Regions from separate parts of the Mus musculus genome. Here all the other regions are linked to region 1. The links are chromatin loops, found by intact Hi-C in ENCODE. Cell type or tissue: heart. All regions are shown on one strand. Region 1 holds the start of Tex2 (testis expressed gene 2). Region 2 overlaps Ern1 (endoplasmic reticulum (ER) to nucleus signalling 1). Region 3 holds the start of Smarcd2 (SWI/SNF related, matrix associated, actin dependent regulator of chromatin, subfamily d, member 2). Region 4 overlaps Tex2 (testis expressed gene 2). Region 5 holds the start of Gm36220 (predicted gene, 36220).

What was found. A loop is a pair of places that touch in the nucleus more often than their neighbours do. Peaks named below come from ENCODE experiments on the same cell type or tissue, not always from the same donor. Only the 100,000 strongest peaks of a DNase experiment are listed, where the experiment ranks them.
Region 2: a loop joins it to region 1, with 3 times the contacts of the local background. A loop is called at or near these places in 30 of 42 quality-filtered maps.
Region 3: it touches region 1 in a loop (3-fold over the local background); 4 of 42 quality-filtered maps call a loop at or near these places.
Region 4: a loop joins it to region 1, with 2.2 times the contacts of the local background. A loop is called at or near these places in 33 of 42 quality-filtered maps.
Region 5: it touches region 1 in a loop (2.5-fold over the local background); 32 of 42 quality-filtered maps call a loop at or near these places.

What each region holds. Positions count from the first base shown.
Region 1 is chr11:106,612,117-106,617,116 of GRCm38, reverse strand. It overlaps Tex2 (testis expressed gene 2), which reads left to right and starts at 4,187. Exons shown (of 12, transcript NM_198292.3): 1 at 4,187-4,259. In heart, a CTCF peak has its summit at 3,109 (motif pointing left); DNase peaks (open chromatin) are centred at 2,636, 3,276, 4,006 and 4,786; H3K4me3 peaks cover 1,893 bases; H3K27ac peaks cover 2,189 bases.
Region 2 is chr11:106,416,989-106,421,988 of GRCm38, reverse strand. It overlaps Ern1 (endoplasmic reticulum (ER) to nucleus signalling 1), which reads left to right. Exons shown (of 22, transcript NM_023913.2): 8 at 22-283; 9 at 1,892-1,970; 10 at 3,000-3,165. Among named protein-coding and RNA genes, the nearest start is that of Icam2, 37 kb to the right of the region's middle. In heart, no CTCF peak of the experiment used is centred here; DNase peaks (open chromatin) are centred at 2,348 and 3,108; H3K27ac peaks cover 356 bases.
Region 3 is chr11:106,268,880-106,273,879 of GRCm38, reverse strand. It overlaps Smarcd2 (SWI/SNF related, matrix associated, actin dependent regulator of chromatin, subfamily d, member 2), which reads left to right and starts at 908. Exons shown (of 13, transcript NM_001130187.1): 1 at 908-1,387. The coding sequence starts at 1,172. It also overlaps a transcript of Tcam1 not described here. In heart, CTCF peaks have their summits at 1,430 and 2,691 (motif pointing left); DNase peaks (open chromatin) are centred at 849, 1,549, 2,309 and 4,749; H3K4me3 peaks cover 2,539 bases; H3K27ac peaks cover 3,053 bases.
Region 4 is chr11:106,519,932-106,524,931 of GRCm38, reverse strand. Tex2 (testis expressed gene 2) reads left to right here. Exons shown (of 12, transcript NM_198292.3): 8 at 4,918-5,000. Among named protein-coding and RNA genes, the nearest start is that of Gm22711, 21 kb to the right of the region's middle. In heart, a CTCF peak has its summit at 2,244 (motif pointing left); DNase peaks (open chromatin) are centred at 3,091 and 4,311; H3K27ac peaks cover 667 bases.
Region 5 is chr11:106,498,333-106,503,332 of GRCm38, reverse strand. It overlaps Tex2 (testis expressed gene 2), which reads left to right. Exons shown (of 12, transcript NM_198292.3): 12 at 1-1,194. It overlaps Gm36220 (predicted gene, 36220), which reads right to left and starts at 2,418. Exons shown (of 2, transcript NR_168513.1): 1 at 2,393-2,418; 2 at 2,122-2,200. Snord104 (small nucleolar RNA, C/D box 104) reads right to left here and starts at 2,342; the gene lies at 2,270-2,342. Gm22711 (a small nucleolar RNA gene) reads right to left here and starts at 2,088; the gene lies at 1,956-2,088. In heart, no CTCF peak of the experiment used is centred here; DNase peaks (open chromatin) are centred at 1,862 and 2,512; H3K4me3 peaks cover 1,966 bases; H3K27ac peaks cover 3,117 bases.

The sequences.
Region 1 (5,000 bases):
TAACTAGCTGTCCCTGTCCCAGATACACCATTGTTCCTCTGTGAGCTTCAGTTTCTACACCTGTATACCCAGACACAATCCTTTTTTTTTTGTTTGTTTGTTTGTTTTGTTTTTTGTTTTTTGAGACAGGGTTTCTCTGTGTAGCCCTGGCTGTCCTGGAACTCACTCTGCAGACCAGGCTGGCTTCTAACTCAGAAATCCACCTGCCTCTGCCTCCCGAGTGCTGGGATTAAAAGTGAGTGCCACCACTACCTGGCTTCTCTTTTCTTTTTAAATTACCTTTATGTACTTTGTGTGTGTGTGTGTGTGTGTGTGTGTGTGTGTGTGTGTGTGTGCCTGTGCTACAGTGTCTGAGGACAATCTCTGAGAGTCAGTTCTCTTCTCCCACCAGGTGGGTCCCAGGGATTAAACTAGATTGTTAGGCTTGGTAGTGGACATCCATGTCAGGGGAGTCATCTTGATACCTCAAAATCTTCACCTTTAAAAAAGAAGGGCCTGGCTGGGCAGTGGTGGTGCACGCCTTTAACCCCAGCACTTGGGAGGCAGAGGCAGGTGGATTTCTGAGTTCGAGGCCAGCCTGGTCTACAGAGTGAGTTCCAGGACAGCCAGGACTATACAGAGAAACTCTGTCTCGAAAAACAAACAAACAAAAACAAAAAAATAAAAATAAAAATAAAAAGAAGGATCTGGGGCTGGAAAGATGGCTCAGCAGTTAAGAGCACTGACTGCTCTTCCCAAGGTCCTGAGTTCAATTTCTAACAATCACATGGTGGCTCACAACCATCTGTAATGGGATCTGATGCCCTCTTCTGGTGTGTCTGAAGACAGCAACAGTGTACTTATATACATAATCTATCTATCTATCTATCTATCTATCTATCTATCTATCTATCTATCTATGAAAAAAGGGCTCTTCCCAGCATTCACACCAGACCTTATTGTTCTTGGTTTGATGTTATGTTGATGGTTAGCTGATCAGTCTAATATTTGTGGAAGGCAAGGAGGGTGACGGTCACTGTTTCTTGTTTTTCTTCTAAGATGATGGCTTGGGACAAGTGGCCAAGAAGAGCTTCAAGCCGTGTCACCACTGAAACCCATGCTTGCCATGCAGTTCTGGGTGTCGTGGAGCAAAGACCCCAAGGACCACTTGACAAAATCAGAGTTGGAATTTAAGAATGTAAAGCCAACCAGCAACTGCCTGGAGAGAACAGATCTCACAGAGCAGCCCTGACTGCCTTTGGCAGGGAGCTTTTAATGGAAAAACAAAACAAAACAAAAACCCAAAATCCAAATGCATATCCCCGTTGGCAGCTGCAGGAGGAAGTGGAGCAAGCTAACAGCTTAACAGAAGCAAAAGTGTCAGTTAGCCAGGGCGCCTTGACCTCAAGTCCCTGTGGTGGAGTTTGGTAATTTTCTAAGAGACTTATTCATAAAAGGGAATGTAAGTGGGCTTGGGGGGGTGGGCTGTCAGCTCTGCGCCAGACCTTAGATGCCTGCAGGACACACAAGATGGTGGGACCTTGGCCCCGCCACACAGGTACTTCTGATTAGATTCCTCATTTCTCGAGACAACGATTTTCTCCCACCCCCTTTTTTCTCCCTCTCCTCTCGTCTCCCTGCTACTCTCTTCTGGGTTTGGATATACAACCCAGCTGGCCTCAAACTCTTGGGTAAGCTTCTGCCTCAGCTTCCCTGGTGCTGAGATTCCAAGTTCCAAGAGAGAGCATTACATTCAGCAGTTGATTGGTTCCTTCTAGAACCAACCAGGAGTGCTTCTGTGCACACCTATGAGGGAACTTCTTCTTCTTCTTCTTCTTCTTCTTCTTCTTCTTCTTCTTCTTCTTAAAGATTTATTTATTATTATATGCAAGTACACTGTAGCTGTCTTCAGACACCCTAGAAGAGGGCATCAGATCTTGTTACAGATGGTTGTGAGCCACCATGTGGTTGCTGGGTTTTGAACTCAGGACCTTTGGAAGAGCAGTCAGCGCTCTTAACCGCTGAGCCATCTCTCCAGTCCCTGAGGGATCTTCTTGATTAGATTGTGGGGAACCTTCTGCAGAGGCTGAGATCGGAGGGGGTCTGAGGGAATAGTTTATGCGGTTTGCCTGCCTGTCTTGGCCTCTTGATGGTGAATGCTCTTTCTGCTGCTGGGATCCTTCACCGACATCAGGACCCAATGTCTTTGAATTTTCAACACGGACTGAAGACCAGTTTCTCACCGAGAATCCCTCAGCCCTTTGATGAAAGACAGGGCCTACTGATTCATCCAACCTCATGGCCTGAGCTTCTCTGACTGTATTGTGTAAGCCAATCTGATAAATCCCCATTGTTTTCTGTATCTCTGACATCCATTCTATTCTCCCAGTGAAACTTGACTAATACAAGGGCTGGCCTCCAAATCCAGGGCAAAGACTTCTGGGTCACACAGGTGTCTGGGACACTAGGACTAGAAGTTGAATTCAGCCAGGAGGGTAGGCAGTAGGACTGGATGATGACATTGGAATGTGGTCTCAGAGGGGCAGGGTGTCCTTCTGGGGTTGACTGGTCCTAGTGCGGGCCATGGGAGGGTGTGTTTGCCATTAAATGCTTATGCATTATCTCACTGGTCAGAGAACAAGACTGACTTCCTTATGTGCTAGGTCACAGCCTTGCCTTTCCTCTTGGAGGAGTTCCAGCTGTCATCTGTTGCGTCTAGAGCCCGTCAACATTCAGTTCGTGCTGTGTCACATGCAGGGGGCCAGTCTGAGCTCCTTTTTGGTCTCTAGGTTTACTGACTAGCAAGTCTCCCAAACATATCATGGATTTTGATTGTACAGAGGAATCTAGCTTTATTTTCCGCCGGTTGAGTTTTAATTTCACAGCAATGAGAGACTCGAAAGAGTATGGCCCCTAGCCGGGCGTGGTGGCGCACGCCTTTAATCCCAGCACTTGGGAGGCAGAGGCAGGCGGATTTCTGAGTTTGAGGCCAGCCTGGTCTACAGAGTGCGTTCCAGGACAGCCAGGGCTACACAGAGAAACCCTGTCTTGAAAAACCAAAAAAAAAAAAAAAAAGCATGCCCCCCCAGAGCGCCCCCTACTGGAATCTCCTGGGGAAAGAATGTTGAAAAATAAACGGCCCAGACCCAGTCATTGCAAAGTTGAGACATGCTAGAGTCCTCTGGGATGGGCTGATGCTGAAGTTTGGGACCCACTCATTTAGAAGGCAAAGTTGATAAGCAAAGACACTCTCACAACCTGCCCCTGTGCTATGAGGGACCTGCGGGACCTGCCTACCCTCTGCCCCCTCCACCCCTCCCTTTACCCTGTAAGGAACTGATGGGTGTAAAAATAGCCTCCACCATTCCAAGCACATTTTAAGCGAGAACTCATTTTTAAAAGTCACCTTCCTTTATCTGGGCCCTAGACACGATCCCTCTAAGGTAAACTTATGTTATCCAGGTGTAGTGGTGTATGCCTATAGTCATAGCGGTAGAGGCAGAGGCAGGAGGCTAAGAGTTCAAGGCTATCTTCAGCTACATATCAATTCTGAAAACAGCCTAGTCTACAGGAGACCCTGTATTAAAAAAAAACCCAAGATCATAATATATGATATATTTACGTCACACGAATTCTAGGCGCTAATTCTACTAATCAGTTTGCGATTGGTTGTTACGGTCAGGTGTGGAGGAGGAGCTCAGACATCCAGTTTCTGGAACTAGCAGGGATTGATAAAGTCCGACGTCCTCCTAAGACCTCTGTTCCTAAGAATCTGCCTAGCCAGACAGTTTCCCTCACGGCTTGGAGGCACTTGTTGCTAAATTGCAGGAAGAGGAAATTAAGAAATGCAAAGAGCTGGGGAAAGCGCCTCAGTTTCAATTGGGAGAGTGCAACGCTCGCTCCTCCCACTGGGATTCTGCCAGGTAACCCGCAGTTTTTCGCGGCCTCCCCTTCTTTCCAGTCCGCAGCGCCGCAGCCCCTTTAACAGCCCTGACCGATCGCTGGCCGATCCTCCAGGCCCGTCGCGGGCGCGCGGCACTGGCTGGATTGGTCATGTCTGGTGCGCGGCTGGCCCCGCCCCCTCCGCCCTGTGGTTGGGCGGTGGGGGCCGCGGCCGCGGGGCGGGTCCGCCGGCGGGGCGGGACGGCCGGTGCCCGGGGGCGGGCGGGCAGCAGCACGGCGGCCCCAGCCAGAGCCGGAGCTGGAGCTGGAGCAGGAGCCGCGGCGGCCGCCAAGTACGGGCGCCGGTGTAGTAGGATGAGGCAGCCAGCGGATCCGGGGTGAGCGCGCTCCGGGCCAGGTGGGGCGACGGGCGGAGCAGGCCCTGACTGGGTGGCCCGGCTACGGGACACCGGCAGCTCCCGCAGCCGTTGGCGCAGCGGGGCTCGGTCCCTTCCACACTACCAGGGCTCGGGACGCCGGCATGGGTGGCCCCGGGAGAGACCTTCCCTGCTTGGGGGCCGGGCAGGGCGGAGTCGCCCCGGGGCGGGAGGTGCAAGCCGTCAGGTCCCAGCCTAGCGTCCGCGGCTCGGTGTGGGTCCGGGAAAGCAGCATTCACACGCTCGTTGAAGGAAAACACTTGTCACCTCTGTGCGTGGGGCCCTTGCCGTCCTCCGCCCCCTGGGCCACCGTGGGAGAAGCTTGGGAATGGAGGAGCGCGGTTACTTTTGCGCGAATCTGTCAGTGGCTGTCGGCGCCTCGCTTGTTTTTCTCCCAACTCCTGGCGGACACCGGGGACCGAGGGGTGGCTTGTGTGCTTTCAAAGGGAGGTGGCGGCGTACCAAAAACCGGGGAGATCGGAAGGTTAACAAGTGACATTGGGCTGAGGCCTAACGCTAGCTGCCCCGCTGGGAGCATGGAGATGACGGTGGTGGAGACCGGGGGACCGATGCAGGGACAGGAGCTGCCGGCTCCATTGCACCACATGCCACTCCGGAGTGCCGACTCTACGCGCGGGAGTTGGTGCAAGGGAGTTTTTCCCCCACTGAAAAACGATTTTTGGAAAACTTAGCCCCTCAGTG
Region 2 (5,000 bases), 200 kb after region 1:
CATGCTTTGTTTGGTCTTTAGAGATGTCCCACTTTGTGTCCAATGGCGATGGACTGGTGGTAACTGTGGACAGTGAATCTGGGGATGTCCTGTGGATCCAAAACTATGCCTCTCCTGTGGTGGCCTTCTACGTCTGGCAGGGGGAGGTCCTGAGAAAGGTGGTGCACATCAACGTTGCTGTGGAGACTCTACGCTACTTGACCTTCATGTCTGGGGAAGTGGGGCGCATCACCAAGTGGAAGTATCCATTCCCCAAGGAGACAGAGGCCAAGAGCAAGCTAACGTGAGTTGGAGGAGTTGGGACAGATGAGGACAGGACAGAACAGGCAGCAAAGGACAAACTTGGCATTCTGGGACTGCTACAGTGTAATATGCCCTATACTGGGGGGGTCAGGGAATTGGCAGATATCTCTGAGCTCATGTAGAACATCAAGAGTCACAGACTTGTTTTGAGCTGGGGGATGGTGGTAGTGCACATCTTTATTCCCAGCTAAAATAGACAGAGGCAGGTGGATCTCTGAGTTCGAGGACAGCCTAGTTTACAGAGGGAGTTCCAGGACAGCCAGTGCTCTACAGAGAAACCCTGTCTTGAAAAGCAAATTACCCCCACCCCACCCCCCAAAAAACCAAACAAACCGCTGGCTCATTTCGGAACCTCAGAATGTAAGCCATGTAGTACCCCTTTATACTTCAGACTTCTCTGTCACTGCCTTTCTCTTTCTCTCTCTGCTTCTGTATTATGTTTATGGGTTTGAAGAGAAAGTCCCATTATGTAACTCATGCTGGCCTCAGCTTCCTAAGTAATGGGATTACAATTGTCTACCTACCTGGACTTCTTGAACATTGACTACAAAATATGAGGGGAGACTGTATTACAAGACTATATATTTAAAATTTTTAATACATGTCATATTCATTTTAAAAATCAGAAAAAAAAAGTATCACAGTGTATGTGACCAAAACTCAGCAGGCTGTATCCTTCATTTCTACCTGTTAAAAGCTAGGCCTCAATCTTCCTACTCCATAGATTTGTGGAGAAGCTGAAATATAATCATATTGTGAAACTGTTGTCTATAGTGAAACACCATTTAGGTAGAAGGTATTTGTAGAAAGAACTTTGGATAATTTCATAGATGACTGATCCAAGGCTCTTGACAGTAGTAATTACTGTAGCTCTGTAGGTATAGCTCCCGCTGTTTTCATGCTGGTACTAGACAGCCCTCTGTGATATCTCAGGTGGGAGCACATTACCAAGAAATATCATTCAGTTTGGATTGGAGTTTCTTTCTTTTTTTCTCATTTTGCTTTTTGCTTTGTTTGTTTTCTTTATTTGAGGCAGGGTCTCGTGAGCCTAGGCTGGCCTCCAGTGTGCTATGTGTCCTGGGATTACAGGTGTGCACTGCCCTGTACAAGATACATTCCTTTTGCTCTCAGCATCTGGAATGGAGCACCTGTTCCTTTGCTGAGCCCTGAAGTCCTCATAAAGCCCACAGCAGCATGGTAGTGCTGAGTGTAGTGCTTCTGAAAGAGTGCTGGCTCGCTCACCTGAGAAACTGGCAGCAGGTGCTAAGTGCTGAGTCTCCTGCTAGTCATCAGTGCAGCCCTTTCCTCGGCTGCACTGGTCTAGTCCAGTCTAGTCCAGTCCTGCCATTTGCAGGCAGGGAAAGAGGCTTCCCATTCTGTAGGTGATAGGCAAATCTGGGGCCTGAAGACCTACTGCCCTGTCACTCTACAGTACCCCTGCCACCTTGCTGGTTTCCTTGTGAGAGTTTCATGGCTCATGTGTGGCAGTTGACACTTGTGTCTATGCTTCTGATATCCTAAAAGCCACAGTGTATGGGGTTTGGACATAAAATGACTTAAGATGTATGTTTCTGGTTTTTTTCCTCAGGCCTACTCTGTATGTTGGGAAGTATTCCACCAGCCTCTATGCCTCTCCCTCAATGGTGCATGAGGGGGTTGCTGTCGTGGTGAGTCGAGTGTGGGACCTAAAGATGCAGTTTCTTGACTGCTTTTGTTCTAGCAAAAAGTGACATTGAGTTTTGTGTAAACGTCTGGTTAGGAAGGGGAAGTGCAGAGCTGAGTGAATCATGAGCGGCTTCTATAAATCCACATCCTGCTGAAAGCAGATGCTGACAGAAGCAGCTCCCTGAAGCCAGGAAAGACTCACTCCCTATGGCTTTGTGTTCAGATCTAACCGTCAGGCTTTCTTCCAGCCAGTCCCACCCTGCCTACCTACCACTCTGCTAGTTTTCAGGGTTGCATGGTCCAGAGAAGCACATGCTTCCCATGATCACCCAAACTTCCCTATTCTTTCTTCTGAGCTTCAGTTGCTGGTCTCTCACTTCCTTTCCCCTGCTCAATCCTTTTGTGAGTGCTCCATGCCTCCTCAGGCTTCTCCAGCCTGCTTTGAGCACTCTCACCGAGTGACTGGGACATTACACTCCTGATGTGCTTGTGCCTGGACTGGCTGGTTGTATACTGGCTGCCTGGTGAGTTGGTTGGCTGCTGCAGCAGTGAGGCCACTCCTGACTCTATCAACTCATCAGTGTCTAACAACTCAGCAGTTTATTCCACACTGTCAGTTGCGTCATCTGTGACCATATAGATTCTTACATGGTTTCATAGAATTTCTGATAGTAGCTTCTCGGAGTTCTATCATGCATGTTCTTCCTGGTTCTCGGTACCCAAACATGCAAACCTGACATGGCAGGACCAGACATGATAGTTGATGCCTGTAATCCCAGCACTTGCGAGATGCAAACAGGAGAGTCTAGAGTTCAAGAACAGCCTGGGCTGCTTGAGTTCTGTCTTAAGCAAACAATCTGAAAAGATGTCAGTAGAGTGTCCCTTGCCCAGTCCCAGGATCTTTGTGTCATGCTTTGATGGATGATGATTGTTGAGCTGCGTGAGCCACAACTGTCCCTTTAGGGAAACCTTTAGGACCTTGGGAAACCTCTCCTGCCAGCCCTGCAGCTCACCGCATCCCATCTCCACAGCCTCGAGGCAGCACTCTTCCTTTGCTGGAAGGCCCCCAGACAGATGGCGTCACCATTGGAGACAAAGGAGAGTGTGTGATCACTCCCAGCACAGACCTCAAGTTTGACCCTGGACTCAAAGGGAAGAGCAAGCTGAACTACTTGAGGAATTACTGGCTTCTCATAGGTAAGAGCTGCTTCTTGCTAGGTGGTAACATACTGCCCCCTGGTGGGCAAAAGCCAGCCCTGCTGGTTTACTGCTGCTCTTCATTGTGAATGCATTGTGTGCTCTGTCCATGTCAAGATGGTTTAGGCCTGGGAATATTTTTATTTTCAAGGAGTTCCAGGTTGCTTAATCAGGTCTCAAAAAAACCAGTTTCTCTCCAAGATTGAAACATTTGGTGTAAATTTCAGGCAATGTCTGCTCCCTGTTCCTCACAGTGACCATGTGAGGTGGGTACCCTTGTTATTTCCACTCTATAAGAATACTGGGACTTGTCATTTGGAATAGGAATCAGTGTGGATAAGAGGCTGGGCAGGACAAGTTTAAGACCTATGATGAGTGACAGTTGTGGAAATAAAGGCAAAATACTTAGCAATCTGAGGAGAAACCAGAATCAACAACCATGAAGAGTCTGCGCTGTTCCTGGGCCCTCACAGAAAGGCTCTTGGGGAGTTTCTTTTTCTCGGTCTGATTTTTTTGGTTTGTTTCATATTGTTGGAGACAGAATGTCACTATGTTACTCAGGTGACCCCCAATTCATTCAGTCCCTGTTTCCCACATACTTGGCTTCTCTCCTCCCTCCCATTTGCTAAGGCAGAGACCAGGGCCTTAAGCGTGCCAAGCATGCTTTGACTCTGGGATGCACCCTGGCCTTATCTTTTTTTCTTCTTCCCATTGTTGTTGCCCTTACTATCCTTGACCCTGGGAGTGAATTAAAGGCCTGGTTACAAAGATAAGAGGTTGAGATTATACCCCAAGGCAGTGAGTATTGCAAACAAAGGCAGAAGTGAGGGTGATTGGGTCCCTGGCAAATATCCCAAGTAACTAGAGCAGGATGGATTTTCTTAAATCAGATCTTTCCTTCCTGTGCCCTATATATACTAACAATACACACCAATTCTGATGACCTAGCCTAAACGTGAGAGGTGGTCTGAGTCCCAGCAGACTAGGTAGATGTGGGTAGAGAAAAGAGTATGTGTGGGCACAGAAGGCAGCAGGACCTGCCAGGCAATGGGTCTGGACCAGTATATGAATACCTAAGAGAGTGCTGCAGGGGAACTGGGTGTGCTGGAGCTCCGATCAGTCTATTGGCAGGCCATTTGAAAGATCCTGTTCTTTGTGCCTTTTACTTCTTCATAGCTGTGTGTGTGTGTGTGTGTGTGTGTGTGTGTGTGTGTATTAAATCTTTAGAGAACACTGACTAATACATTCACTCTTCACACATTGCTATAGAAGTACAGCAACAGCCATAGTATAGTGTTATCACTAACTAGCAAGGGCTCATTAGAATTATACGGCTACTCGGTTTTATGTACCAATGAAGGGTCCATAAACTGCCTGGCAGTGGTTAAGAAGTAGCACAAAGGAAATGTGTATGAAGGTACTGAAAATGTGCCAGAGGAGTCTCCGTGGCAGAACTGGAAAATGAGATCCCTTTAAAATCCCTTTAAATGGTCAGAGTAAGACAACTAGGAAGCCTAACAAACTTCTAAGAGGGTAGCTAAGTAAGGGTCTCACAATTCTGAGGTCCCCTTTGAGGAACTCTGTAACTGCTCAGCTTAAAATAAGGCAGTGGGAATACATAACAATCTTCTCATAGACCAGGGCCACTGTTTATACCTGTTAATGTCAAGATAGGCCCTGTGGTTCTTGTGGAAGACTGCAAGATAGTCTACCTTCACATTCATCTTGAAAATAAAGTGGATCTAATTAAATCAGAAGGTGGGGTTTGTTCTGTTTTTTGCCCCCAGCAGTGACCCTGACCTGGTGTTCAACATCCCCTAGTGCTTTGTCAAATA
Region 3 (5,000 bases), 340 kb after region 1:
AGGTTCTCAACTTTTCTTTTCTTTTTTGGTTTTTCGAGACGGGGTTTCTCTGTGTAGTCCTGACTGTCCTAAAACTCACTTTGTAGACCAGGCTGGCCTTGAACTCAGAAATCCACCTGCCTCCGCCTCCCAAGTGCTGGGATTAAAGGCGTTTGCCACCACGCCCGGCTGATTCTCAACTTTTCAAAACTAAGTCCTATACAAACTGGATAAAACTTATTTCAGTACCTGGAGTTCTCTCAGCATGCAAAATCCCTTCACCTAAAAACATTTTCTGCGAATTACCAGGCTTCCTTAAAGAAAGGCACGGGCAAGTTAGTGCAGTTAAGTACTCGGAGTTGGGCCAAGCCAAGCTTTCACTCAGCTGGGTCACGTCTGGGGCCGCCCATGTCCTTGGAAGCGCGGAGCAACCAATACAGGCTTCTGGGGGTAGATGGGTGGGTGGGTGTGGGGTGCCTTATGCCACCGGCCCCGAGATGGGCTCTTAAAAAGTGGTTGGCGGCTTTCCCGCCGCGGATCGCTTATTTTTAAGGCTTGAAGACGCAGAATTGACGGAACTGTTTTGGATGGGCCATATCGGGGATCTCGCCGAGGCAGCAGCACTACGGAGCAAACAGCAAACACCTAACAGTTCGGACGGCCCTACGCGACCTTCGAACTCTGACCCCACGCCTTTCTCCTCCGCGCTTCCGCGTGCAGCTTCCGCTCCCGCTCCTCCGGGAAAAGGCCGCCTCCCCCAAGGGCGGGGCTCTAAGGCCGTCAGTTATGGGAGGTGCTGGTTTGAGGCGGGTCTCGCGAGGGCGGGATTTAAAGAGGCATTCTCGATTGGGTTGCCGGGCAGGGGCGGGGCCTGCAGGGTCTAGGTTGGGCGGGGCTGGGAGTTCGTAACCGCCTCTGGGTAACTGGACTCCGGCGATCAAACCTCCGGAGGCCGGGAGAGGCCTGCGGGCTCGCGGCACATCCCGGATCTGGAGTATCCCTGGCAGGAGCGGAGTCAGAGGGGCCGCGGGATCCTAAAGCCGGGCTGCAAAGAACTTGCGAACTTGGAGTAGAAGATCCCGGAACCCGGTAGTAAAATCGGGAAGTCCCGGATCGCGGAACGTAGCTCGCGGAGCGGACTCAACACGGAGACCGGAGGCCGGATCGCTGCACCGCGGGACGGGACAGAGTGATGTCCGGCCGTGGCGCGGGCGGGTTCCCGCTGCCTCCGCTGAGCCCCGGCGGCGGCGCCGTTGCCGCGGCCCTTGGTGCGCCGCCTCCGCCTGCGGGACCCGGAATGCTGCCCAGCCCGGCGCTCAGGGGCCCGGGGCCTTCTGGAGGCATGGGGGTACCGGGGGCCGCCGCCTTCCGCCCCATGGGCCCCGCTGGCCCCGCGGCGCAGTACCAGGTGAGGAGGGCAGGCGAGCGGCGCCGCGAGGGCGCTGTGTCGGTCTCCCTGGGGCCTCAGGTGAGGACAGGCGGCCCAGGGGACACTGCAGGAGGAACTGTCGAGGGCTGGTGGCGGGCAGGCCAGAGTCCCTTGGTTAGTGGCTCGGGGTTGGAGGCAGTGTTGGGGAAAGGGTGAAAGCCCTCTGCGGTGGAGGGCTTGAGCAGTTAGAGGAGTCCCGGGGCTTCTTGGCTCCGAGTAACTTAGAGATGGAGGCTTCGTGAGATCTAGAGAATTGTGGGCAATCAGGTTGAAAGTGTAAGACAGGTCCCGGAGTGGAGGTGAGGGAGTGACCCGGGATGTGGTGAGGAAAATTTGGAAGAGGGTCGTTAGTGAGAAAACAGGGTTACTCTTTCTTTGGCCTCGGTCCCACTGCATCTCTGCCTTGGCTTTCTTTCTTTCTTTTTTTTTTTTTTTTTCTTCCTAGTTGGGAACTGGCAGAGCGTTAGTATGTCTGAGATGGCTCCCAGCTGCTCAAGTTGAGGAGGAAGGAAGCCAGGCTTCCTACGAAATGGGAGACTAAAGAGATTGGGCCCAGATAACTCCAGGATAGATTAGAAATAGCTGTGTCCAGGTCTGAAGAAGGCCCGATCCCATTAACAGACCATTCAAGATATCCTCTGTACGGGGCTTTCCTTCTTGATGCCAGTGTCCAGTAAAGTTTGGAGGAGCAGGGAGGCTTTGTGGAGTCCTGCTGGTCTTGGGCTGCACAGGGTACTGCCCTGACCCTTCTGTCTTGGCAGAGAGCTGTCTCAGGTTGCAGCATCAAAGGCCATTGACAAGCAGAGACAGGACCCGTGGTCAGTGCATTGGGAACTCAGCCTGATTCTGCATGTGGCGCTCCTCATTCCCCAGAGCTCTGGTTCAAGTGGCTCCAGAATGTTTGGGAATTTTGTTTTGCTTTTGCATTTTGGTGCTGAGCATGGAATCCAGGCAGGGCTTTGCACGTGGCAGACGATTGCTGTATCAGGGAGCTGCACCTCCTTTCCTGGGGATTGTGCCCATCCTTCTCCCACATCCTTGTCACTTTTGTTACTTGCTTTTTGATACAGGGTCTCATATAGTCCAGGCTGGCTGTGTAGCCAAAGCCCACCTTGAACTCTTTTCTCTCAAGTGTCTGGCATTACAGTCACACACTATCACGCCCAACCTCTCTTTCCTTATCCCTCAGGTTCCTGACAAGGCCATATGTCTCTCAACCTATGTGCCAGAGAGGTGAGAGGTGTGCACTGTAGCTTGCTCTGTCCCCTGCTGGTGTCTCTAGGTAGAAGTCTCAGAAATAGATCTTCATGATGTATGCATATTCCACCCAGGAATCAGATTTCTTTTTTTTTTTTTAAAGATTCATTTATTTATTATATGTAAGCACACTGTGGCTGTCTTCAGACACACCAGAAGAGGGCATCGGATTTCGTTACAGATGGTTGTGAGCCACCATGTGGTTGCTGGGATTTGAACTCGGGACCTTTGGAAGAGCAGTCGGCGCTCTTAATCACTGAGCCATCTCTCCAGCCCAGGAATCAGATACCCAGGAGATACCTAACTGGGGGTCGGAGTGGGGATAAGTGACCCCCTTCATTTCAACTCCTATCTAAAAAGAAAATGACGAGTTTGGGTATAAACAGAGATAGACGTGGTTCCAAGGATACTAGCGGGGTTTATCTTTCCCATGTGGCTTTCTTTGGAGATTCATGGGCCTAGTATATCACTGATGAGTCTCTGCGTCAGCCCTTGGCTCTGCTTGTTTAGAGCTGGTCTGGAAGCTTCCTACAGGCACTGGGGATGTCTGTTTGGTTGGTTGGTTTTCCAAGTCTCTCTATATAGTCCTGGCTGTCCTGTAACTCACTATGTAGACCCATTTCCTTGGAAAGCAGCTGATAGAGAACATGCCATTGGGAAAGCCCCTGTTGAAGACTGGAAGATGGATTCCTGCATATTTTGTAGAGTAGCCTTGGGTCTATGCTGAGGCCAGGCTGGCCAGCCAAATGGCTGCGGCTGCTAGTTGTGAGAAAGGAGATAGCCTTGAATCTGGGCATCCCATACCAACTATGTTTCCTCTCCCCCTCCTCCTCCTCCTCCTCTTCCTCCTCCTCCTCCTCCTCTTCTTCTTCCTCTTCCTCCTCCAGGGAAAGGCAGGGGAAAGGAGGGAAGGAGAACCCAGTTAGCATTGGTTGAGTTTGAAGGAGATCCCGCTTGCTTCTTCCCATGTCCAACTTCCAGCAAGTCTTGGGATCTGAGGCCAGAGGGGCTCCTGGTTAGAGTTCTTGGGGTGAGCAGACTTGTGTGCTCAAGATGAGCATATTGGGGAGCCTGCTGAAGTAAATTGATAGCCCACCTAACTCTAGAGGCTTTTTCTAGTTTTGGAGTATAGTTACCCTGAAGAGCTTAACAAAACCTAGTGTGCATTATTGCAGGGTTCACTCAGCTCAGAGTTTAAAATACCTCTGTTCATAGGGTCAGGGTATGTCCTCCAAATGAGGCTCTTAGGTTCAGGCAGCTATCAGAAGGACCAGGGCTACAGATTTGGAGGAGAGCAGAGCATGTTTTGTTTTGTTTTGTTTTGTTTGTTTGTTTTTTTTATTTTTTTGTTTTTTGTTTTTTTTTGTTTTTGGTTTTTCGAGACAGGGTTTCTCTGTATAGCCCTGGCTGTCCTGGAACTCACTTTGTAGACCAGGCTGGCCTCGAACTCAGAAATCCGCCTGCCTCTGCTCCCGAGTGCTGGGATTAAAGGCGTGTACCACCATGCCCGGCAGAGCATGCTTACTTGAGCCCTACATTTTTTTTCTTTAAAAAAAAAAAAGATTTATTTATTTATTTATTTATTTATTTATTTATTTATTTATTTAATGTATATGAGTATGCTAGCTGTAGATGGTTGTGAGCCATTATGTAGTTGCTGGAACCCTACATTCTTAACCCAGAGATGGCAGAATCAGGCCTAGCCTACTAACCTTGTCTTGGTGGTTATAAAATCAAGCCTAGAATGTGGGGTTGGTGCTTGACCAAGTGGAAGTTACTGTATTCTGGTGTCCTGGGGATGTAAGCAGGCCTGCCTACCCCCATGGTGGAGCAGGCTGGCAGAGAGGCTGAGAATCTGTGGCGGTTGACTTTGTTTTGTTTCTAAGTAGGAGTTACTAGCTCTTCAAAGCCCAGGTGTAGAGCTTGACAAAGAGGAAACTAGGACTTGAATTGTGAGCAGCCTTCCCCTGAGGCTGTGGGTGAGCTAGGGGCCTGGAGCCTGAGCCCCAGAAGTCTAGAGCAGATGTCTGGGTGGGGCCTATCCCAGGCCTGCCTGGGCTGCCTTGCCTCAGGATTTCCTGGAGGGCTCAGCCGTACTACAGGTTTTATGAACCCCAGTGGAGAGCTTTTTGGGGGGAGGGCAGAGCACCGCAGATTATATCTGCAGTTACTCTAGGAAAACCTCAAGTCTGGAGTGATGATGGGGGTCTCAGGTTGTGGCCACCTGAGGTTTTTCTTCTGTCCCCTCCCCCCTTCTATAATCTCTTGCTCTGGCTTATTAGGGCAGAGAAACAGGCTGTCTTCTGCCTTTCAGCAGCATTGATGAATTTCTTCC
Region 4 (5,000 bases), 92 kb after region 1:
CACACACACACACACACACGCACATGCACATGCGTGCAAACACACACACACACAGAGTCCTCCATTCTGGTTGTGGCCCCCTTGCATCTGGAGATGTGCTGCCTTGGCCGTTTATTAGCACTTTACATTATGGTCTGGGCGGAGCTGATTGAGGCCATCTTTATTCTTTTTTTCCCCCTGATTTTTAAAAAAAGATTATTTATTTATTATGTATACAGTATTCTCCCTGCATATATGCCTACGCACCAGAAGAGAGCACCAGATCCCATTACAGATGGTTGTGAGCTACCACGTGGTTGCTGGGAATTGAACTCAGGACCTCTGGAAGAGCAGTCAGTGCACTTAACCTCTGAGGCGTCTCCAGCCTCTCTTACCTGATTAATTTTGAGACAGGGTCTGAACTGAACTCACTGTGTTATGAAGGCTCCTCCTCTGCTTCTGGCCCCCGAGTGCTGGGATGCGTCACCATGCCCGGCGGCCATCTTTATTCTGTACCTGTGTGCATGCACGGCTGTGGAGTCCATAGGCTGATGTCACGTTTATTCCTCTCCATTTCATTTTTGAAAAGCCAGTCTCTCATTGATCTGGAGCTTACTAATTTGATTAAACCCTGGCCAGCAAGCCCAGGGAAGTAAGTCTCCACTTCTCAGCACTGGGATTACAGGTACATTACCCGGCATTTTACCTGAGCAATCGAGAGTCAGCAGGTCCTCCTTCATGCTTGTACCGCCAGCGCTTTGCTGAGTAAACAGGGCCATCTCCCCAGCCTCACCTTTAATCACAGTCTCGTACTTCCTGAAGACAGGTTCTTTACAGCACCTGTCAGTTGATGGTACTCGCCGAGAGAGCAGCACTTTCAGGGAATGAGCTGTCTATTCTTTGTGGCACCCTTCTCAGCCACCCTGAGCTCTGGGGATGGGGTGGGAAGGGGGGCTTATATAAAGACCCTCTAAAGTTTGTCATGCTAATTGTCATTTGGTTGGTGATTTGTCCCTGAGCATGGGTAGAATAACAGTATGCAGCTGTCTGTGTTCAGGATAAGGTGGCACTTCTGGTGTCTGACCCCATCTTGACATTGTCACCATATCTATACATTTTCCCAAGGTGGCAACAGGCTTCCTAGTTGCTGTTCACTTCATCTGGTGCCCAAGCCGGGGCCTGGGGCATAGCAGTGGGATTAGGCCTCTGCACTGAAGGGCACATGCTCCTGGGTTTTCAGTGTGCTGCTTGCCTGCCAGTCATTGCCATAGAAGCAGTTTGGGTTTTTTGGTTTTTTTTTTTCCAATGCAATAGCCTTCTTTTCTGCATTACAAGTACATCATAGTAATTTGAACTATTGTTTGCGATTTATATCAGTTTTAAGTTCTCAGCCCATTCTTGAGTCAATCCTAGATTGTGGATGGACCTCATGATACATAATAAGGAGTATGAAGCCAGACGCAGGACCAGAGATACAGTTCAGGAGGTAGAATGTTTACCTAGTATGAAACAACCCTGGGTTTGATTCCCAGTTCTCGATGAACTGAGAGAGGAGGTATGTGCTTACAATTCCAGCACCTGGGAAATGGAGACAGGAGAATCAGAAGTCTGGGTTCATCCTTAACTGCACAGCCAGTAAGGGCATGCTGAAACACCCGATCCTGTCTCAGACAACAATAACAACAACGAAACAGAAAACAGAAAAAGAACACAGCAAACCCGCCATAAATATCTGATCATATTTAGGTCTCCTGAGCTAGATTTCTGGTTATCTCGTATAGCCTTACCCTGTAGCAGCTGCAGCTAGAAGGATGGCCAGGGCGTACAGCCTGCTGGCTGCATGCACTCTTCCCTAAAAAGATAGCATGGTGTCCTTTGTGTGTAGGTGAGACCTCTGTCCAGAGATCAAGAAACTTACAGTGAATTCAAACCCTACTTCATGTAATGGGGCTCCAAGCCTTTCACTTGGTCTTCCTGGAGATGAGGGTGGGCCATAGCCCATGTGACTGGGGCCTGAACCACCTGTGCCCATAACACTTGTTTGTTTGTTGTTTGTTTGACAGCCAGGCACTAGAGAACTGAGTCACTAGTAAAGGGCTCACAGTGGGCGGCTCACAGCGGCTGGCACTCCAGTTCCAGGAAATCCGACCCCCTATGTACTGGCCTCTTCCAGAATACTTGCTTGCCTCCTAGTACCCATGTTGGGTGGTTCACAGCTCCAGCTCTAGGGGGTCCAGATGCCCTCTTCTGGCCTTGTCTGCACCTGCACATGCCCCCACCACCACCACCACCACACTACCACTCTTATATACATATTTTTTTTTAAAGAATAAATTTTGGAGAAAGAAAGACAAAACCTCCCATTTTGGAGGGAGTAAAAGTTTTGGTACTCTTAATATGACAGCTTTCAAAGATAATTCATGCCATTAATATTATTTGGAAACCTGGCCAGGATTTCCAAAAGAAATTAGTGTCCTTTTTATAGTGAGTTAAAATTCCTCTGTAGCCCTTTGAACTGATCCCATTCTCCTGGAAGTGGTTAAGGACTAAATGTCTTTCCTGAAGCAGATGCGCCTTTTATCTCCACAGTAACAGCATTTTGAAGAGTAAGCTAACTAATGATTTTTTTTAAACTGCTTACCGTAAGCTAGAAATGAAGCAGTTTTTCCCGCAAAGAAGATAATCACCCTTGACCTGTGCCACTTAATTAAACCAAGCCATTCATGGAGGATAATCGCATTCAGTAACAGGAAGAATTTGTTGAAAACCAATAGGAATTATTCTGCCTTTAGTGAAGAATTGCACCATTAGTACTTCCGTACGGATGGACAGTGCTTCTAGCCGCGGGGGGGGGGGGGGGGGGGGGAGCTGTTTACTGCAGTGGACTGAAACTGCAGCTATGTATGAAGAATGGTCTGAGATTAATTTCCTGCCTCCTCTTACATATTGTCACTTGTCTTATGACGATCTATAAAAGTCTGTTAGCATTTAAATAGCCACTTGAAGGATTGCATTGTGATTAAATATCCATGAGGTCTTACGGAGCTCTAAGAGTGAAAGCATCTCATGTAGCTTCGCAGGCCTGCCAGGCCACCCTCCTGTGCTGACAGAGAGTGATGTGTGCACACTGGATGCTGGGCCAGTGGCAGCCATCCTGGGGAAATGAGATATGAGCTATTGGCAGCAATATCCTCCTGATGACTAAATTCTTAAAACTCTGCCATTAAGTGATTCTCCAGAGTTACTGAGATACTCCTGGAACTCCTTTTGTTTTTATTATTAGGTAATTTCCAGAAACAAATGGATACTAAAAATATAAGAATTTAGGGGCTACACGTCTGACTCAGAGGCTAAGGGCACTTGTTACTCTTGCAGAGGACCTGGGTTCAGTTCCCAACACCTGCATGGTAGCTCACAAGCATCCACAATCCCAGGTCCAGGGCTCCAGCAGCCTTTCTGACATTCTCCTTTACCAGGCGTGCACACCGTGCACATGCTTACGTGTATGTAAAACACTTATACAAATAAAACAAATTGTTTTTCTTTCTCTTTTTTTTTTCTTTTTTTTTTGGGGGGGGGGGTGGTTTTTCGAGACAGGTTTTCTCTGTATAGCTCTGGCTGTCCTGGAACTCACTCTGTAGACCAGACTGGCCTCGAACTCAGAAATCCGCCTGCCTCTGCCTCCCAAGTGCTGGATTAAAGGCGTGCGCCACCACTCCCGGCCTTTCTTTTTTCTTTAAGATTTATTTATTTTATGTATATGAATAAGCTGTCACTGACATCAGATCCCATTACAGATGGTTGTGAGCCACCACGTGGTTGTTAAGAATTGAACTCATGACCTCTGGAAGAGTAGCCAGTACTCCTAATCACTAAACCATCTCTCCAGCCCAAAAATAAAATAAATCTTAAAAAAATTTTTAAAAAAAGTTTGAGATGTGTGTGTGTGTGTGTGTGTGTGTGAGAGAGAGAGAGAGAGAGAGAGAGCATACAATGAGTTTATTGGGCTGTCTTTTTTAAACCGTTTATTATTTGCAGGGAGGAGTTGATGGGGTGGGTGAGCTTGTGCATGCAGAGCTGGGAGGACAACTTGTAGAAGTCAGTTCTCTTCCTTTCCCATGTGGGTTCAGGGAATCAAACTCAGGTCATTAGGTTTGGTGGCAGGGGGCCTTTACCTGCTGAGCCATCTCACCTTCTTGGGATAGATGAGAAGGCTTACAAGAGTGACCCCCAACAGCTACATTACTCCTAAGCCCCAGCCATTGATGACCACCTCCCGGAAGGAAACAGTCTCACAGTGAAGTCTCCTCACTTGGCAAACAGCAGCCCCTGGGCCACCCTTCCTGGCGGTGCTGTGGGGAAGCCAGAGAGGGGGTGGGAAAGAGGAGGGAGGGAGGGAGAGAGAGGGGAACAAAGGAGGGGGGAAGGGAGAGAGAGAGGATGGAGCCCTTGCTGAGCTCACATGGACACTGAATTCACTGTGACCCCCCAGAGTAGCCACTGTGGCCACTGCCCTGCATGCAAACCACCAGTCGTCCCTCTCATGGTCTGAGGGCGGAGGGCCTTACCCTTTCCATGCCTCCATTGTTAGTACAAATCACGTGTGGGCTTTACTCTAATGCCAGCTTAAAGACGCTGAAGGGTTTATTTTGTGTGCCTGTGTGCACCACATGCATGCCTGGTGTCCTCAGAGGTCGAAAGAGGGCGTCAGATCCCTTGAAACTGGAGTTAGATAATGACTGCAGTCCATCATTCGGGTGCTGGGAGCTGAACTCTGCTGCAGAGTAGCAAGTGCTCTTCACCACTGAAATATCTTTCTAGTCCTGGAAGTACCCGTTTGGATACTGTAATTTAGATTCATATTTCTTGGGAGGCAAAAAGAAAAAACGAAAATCAAAACAAACCCTTTTTTTGTTTGTTTGTTAACTGTCTCTCTAGGACTCTGGATCGATTTGGAAATGTCTTACAATGGGTCCTTTCTGATGACTCTGGAAACCAAAATGAACTTGACCAAACTAGGT
Region 5 (5,000 bases), 110 kb after region 1:
CTCGCACCATGGCTTTTTTTTTTTTTTTTTAAGTCTACCAGGTTTTATGACAGCAAATGAGCACATTCAGAGCAAAGCTGTACAACTAGAAGGCTTCCCTTTGCCTTTTGACTCCTCCAAAGCTTTTCCTCAGGCAGCTGGTGCACAATGGAACATTTTTCCACTCTACACTTTGTACGCATGACTGCGGCCCTCCATCCTTGGAGAATGTCACTGTGGTAACCTGTGTGGAGTGTGGTTTTGTGAGCCATTTCATTGGTGGTAAAATAGGCATAGCAACTTTTTTCATATTAAATTGTGCATTTTGGAAGCAAGTAGCCATAGAACATACACACCCACACTTTCACTGGGGTGGGCTTCATGTGAACATCAGGCAAAGCCGTGAGATCAAACCATCCCAAAGACGTACAATCGCCTTGCTTTTCAACCAATCCTGACTCTTCTGAGACATGAGCGAGTGTGACAATGTCAAAACACTGTGCACAACGACCGATTGTCCCTCCCTGGTACTGATGGGACGGGGCCAGAAAGTGGGAGCCAAAGTGTTCTTTTCTGGTTTTTCTGTGTGCTGTAGGATGATCGAACGGGTTCGGGAGGTTTGTGGGCAGTCCCCTTCTCTGGTGGCCAAATGGACTTTCCTTTCTCCTCAGTGGCAAGCACTACATCCACACATGCACTTGTGACCTTTCTTTAATGTTGCCAACTTACGTTTGTGCATTTGTGTCAGAATGTTTAGTTTACAAACTCGGGGGCTCTAATTGTATAATTTGCTTTGAGGAGATCTACTAGGTTTTCTTGTTTGTTTAAAGCTGCATCCAATGTCAAAATTACCTTGAGTAACTTCTGATAATTTACTGTCTGTGGACAAAGCTAAGTTTTTTTTCTTAAACAGCACCTTGCTTGAAGATGACTTTAAAGAAATTAATATATTGAAAACTTATTTGAGTCTTTATTTTAATCATCCCATTAAAACATGACAAATTATTTGACCATTCCAGTCAGTGTACTGCTTTAATTTCTCCCATTTGCCTGTCAAGAGCCCACATGCCTTGTTCATTGGTCTTTCTCTGCAGTAACTAAAGGCAAGACTAGATAGACACACAATTGGAGACTGAACTTATTAAGCTTAAAATAATTTGGGAACTTAAAATCACTTGCATTGTCTCACAAAATAAATATTCATGTCAAACACCAGACAAGCATGTTATTTTTTAGAGAAACCCACAGGACCGTGAATGCAGAGACCCTCACAAGGCTAGTTTTAGCCACCTTTGCTAGCCTCCAGCACTGTAGAGGTGGGAACTAAAGAAATCCATTATTACTTCTTATGGAACCAGAGGGATAACCTTGTTTTCTAGAAAAACTGGTCAGTCTATGGAACCTGTCCCTTAAAGCTTCCTTTCTGTTTTAATCCAAAGTTTCATCTAACTACTTTGTTCTAATTGCTTACTAGTAAGCTCCAATTAAGCAACTTCACTCAGGAACACTAAGAAGCCTCTTTAAGCCGGGCGTGGTGCGGATTTCAGTTCGAGGACAGCCAGGGCTACACAGAGAAACCCTGTCTCGAAGCCCCCCTCCCCAAAAAGAAGCCTCTGTAATTCAGTTTCCTTCTAGGTCGGTGGTCTCAGTTATTCAAACACTGGGGACGCAACCTCTGGCATATCTGCACTCTGAGGCCTGACTTAATTAACAGCCTCTCCCCCCTTAAGGCTTCAGTCGCCCCAAAGCCCGTGTGCCAGATGGCATCCATTCACCTCCAGGGCTCCTCCCATTCCATTTTCCTGTAGGCAGGACATCTCAAGTACTGCCCACGCTTGGGGCAGGGACAAAGGACAGTACAGGACCTACTTTATCAAGTTATCACTCGGGCCAGTTACTCCAAAACCTAAGCCTATGGCCTGGGCCAACACCATCTGCCCTCGACTCCCGAAGTGCCGTGTAGTCGGCTGCTCTGAGCCTGTAGCTAGCGGTTAAAAGGGCCGCCCGCGAAGGGCAGGCGGCCCCAGTTATGCGCTAGCAGAGTGTTATGGCGCCGCAGCTTAACCCCCGGCACCACGAGAAGGTGGGCCGGGGGCTCAAAGGCAGCGCGTCGGCGACAGTGACACACAAGACACCAGCGGGGTTATTTAAACACTTTATTCAGAGGCTCGGGGAAAGGTGGTAGAAGTCCACGCTGTCTGCTGTCCTGCGCAGGGCAGACCTGAAAGAGAAGCGAAGGGTGAGGGTACGAAGTCGGCTGCGCCCGCCACCTCCCGCTGCCGGTGCGGTCGGCTCAGATTACGATTCGCATCACCCGGATCAGCAGTCTAACGCGTGCTATGTATGGAGTGTCATCATCGCCGGCCACCCAGCTCAAACCGTGCAGCCTCAGCTTCCTCAGAGAACACATTACCTTAGAGCAGTCCCCGTCGATAAGAGGCCGGAATGGACGTGTGGCCTTGTCTTAAAGAAAGCGTCCGGAAGTTATTGGGCGGGCTCCTGCAGTATTGACCAGTAGGAAGCCAGCTTTCTTGTCACGTGCTCAAGAGCGACGGTTCATTGGCTGGGCTTTCTGAGTCCTCCAGCGTGTAGATAGGTCCACCAACCATAGAGCTGGGACGAAACTGCGAGTTTCCAGCGTCTTGCTTTTTCGGGGAGACGGGGGGGGGGGGGGGGGGGGGGGGGGGGTGGGATCCCTACACCTAGGTTGATGTTGGGAAAAAGAACCGAAGTGCCTCTTGGGTTCAAAGGATCCGCAGCCGTAGGAGCAAAGACTGAATACGCGAGCGAATACTGATTTGATGAGGGGACCTTTCTGGTCCTCAGTTTGAGATTATCCTCCCTCGGCCTGGCTTCATGACTCATCTGTAATTCCAGCACCTGAAAGGCTTAAACGCCCAGTTTAAGATCTTTATTCTGTATATTGTGTGCTCGGTTGGAAAGGTGTGTGTTGTAAGCTGGCGAGGATGCAGAGCTTTGCTCCCAGTTATGTTTGGGAATAGAATGAGCAAACCATTTTTGAAAAAGGAGTTAAACAACTAACTTCTTGTAAACATCCACTTGCCAGGTGACCTGTTAATACCTGGGAGTTTACTCAAGAGAAATTAAGACCTGTACACACATAAAATCTCATGCATAATTGTAAATAGCATATTATTCAAAAGCAGTACCCCACAACTGAGAATATGCAAAGGCTCTTATGAGAAAATATAAATTTTGTTGTCTATACAACCAAATGCTATTTGACAAAATACAGTAATCCTTTGATAGGTTTAATGGTTGGAAGTTTCTAGAGGCCCACTGAGTCATCTCACCTGCTCCTTTTTTTATTCAGAGAATGTCTTGCTTGAGTAGACCAAACTGGTCTTGAATTCATAATCTTGCCTCAGCCTCCCTAAGTGCTGAAAATCAGGAATGTGCTCTACCCCATCAAAGAGATTTATCATTTTTGGCTTTATTAATATTCTCTGCTTTAATTGTCTGTTTTGTTTTGTTTTGTTTTTTTAAACTCCTTTCTGAAGAGTTACAGTTAGAGGTATGTACCACCACTCCTGGCTCCTCTAGTTTTGTTTGTTTGTTTTTTGGGTTTGTTTTTTTGTTTTTTTTTTTGTTTTTTCCTCCTAGTCAGGGTTTCTCTGAATAGCCCTGGCTGTCCTGGAACTCACTTTGTAGACCAGGCTGGCCTCGAACTCAGAAATCTGCCTGCCTCTGCCACCCAAATGCTGGGATTAAAGGCATGCGCCACCACGCCCAGTTTAGATTCTTAGATTATTAATGGAGACCTTTCTTCTTTTCTAACCGCCCATTAAAAACTATCCTTTTCACACTAAGGATTGCTTTAGCGGCATCCCACAGATTATATTTTGTCCTCATTTATTTAGGAGAATGATGTTAGCAGGGTGTGGTGGGACATATTTACAAAACCAACATCGGGAGATAGAGGTGGGAGAATCAGAAATTTAAGATCAGCCTCGGCTACTTAGGGAGGACATGGACAGACTGGGCTGTATGAGACCCTGCCTTGTGAACACTGAGGATCTGGAGAGATGGCTCAGTGGTGTGGTTACACATGAATTGAGCTCAGTCAGGCAGCTGGCAAAGTTAACTCCACTTCCAGTGGATCTGATGCCCTCTTCTGGCCTTCACAGTGGGGGGGTGGGGGGAGGCGGAGTGGAAGGGGTTGGGAAGTAGAGGTGTGTGAAGGAGGCACAACAGTGGTTCACAGCAGGTGTTTGCATATAACCTGGAAGCCTCTGCACATCAGAAACCCAGAGGGTCTGGGCTTGGCACTCCTGGCTCTGGGCCACTGGTAAAGTTTCCATTGATGTCGACCCTGACCTGCAGTCTCCATAGAACTGGATTATCTACTTACTCCTAGCCGCATTCTGCTGTAGGCAGAGAGTTTCAGTTCCTAACTGCACGGGTCTCTAGCTCTGCTTATAATGCACACAAAGCTGGCCTGCTTCCCTTTGAATAAGAGAGCTGAGAGATGCACAGAGGGAATGAGGACCAAAAGCTGCAAAATGTCCAGTCTTGGAAGGGGCATGTTGTCACTTTCCACAATTTACTGATCCCTTAGAGCAAGCCTGGCACAGTGGGGGAGGGGCCCACCAAGGAGGTGAGTACCAGGGCACGGGCCTTTGGGAATGCCATCTCAGAGGTTTGCTGTCATCTTACAGGCTTATTTTATTGTTCAGCACATGGTCTATTTTTGTGTATTTGTTGCTGTTGAGGGTGATGCTCCGTAAGTCGCATGAAGACCAAAGCATTGCTGGTGTTATTCACATCTCCAACAGGAGTGAGTCTCTACCCACTGAAGCACCTTCTCTTGCTATAAAGCATTTGGTTTTGAGCACTTGATGACAGCATCCCTAGGAGCTGAGTACAGGGAGAGAGCAGAGGGGTCAGGGGACACCCATCAATGCATAGGACAGCCTCTATAGCCCAGGGTTATCTGAACAATTAAAAAAAAAATTAAAACACCTGGCCCCAAAATGTTGATTGTGCAGAGACTGAAAAAT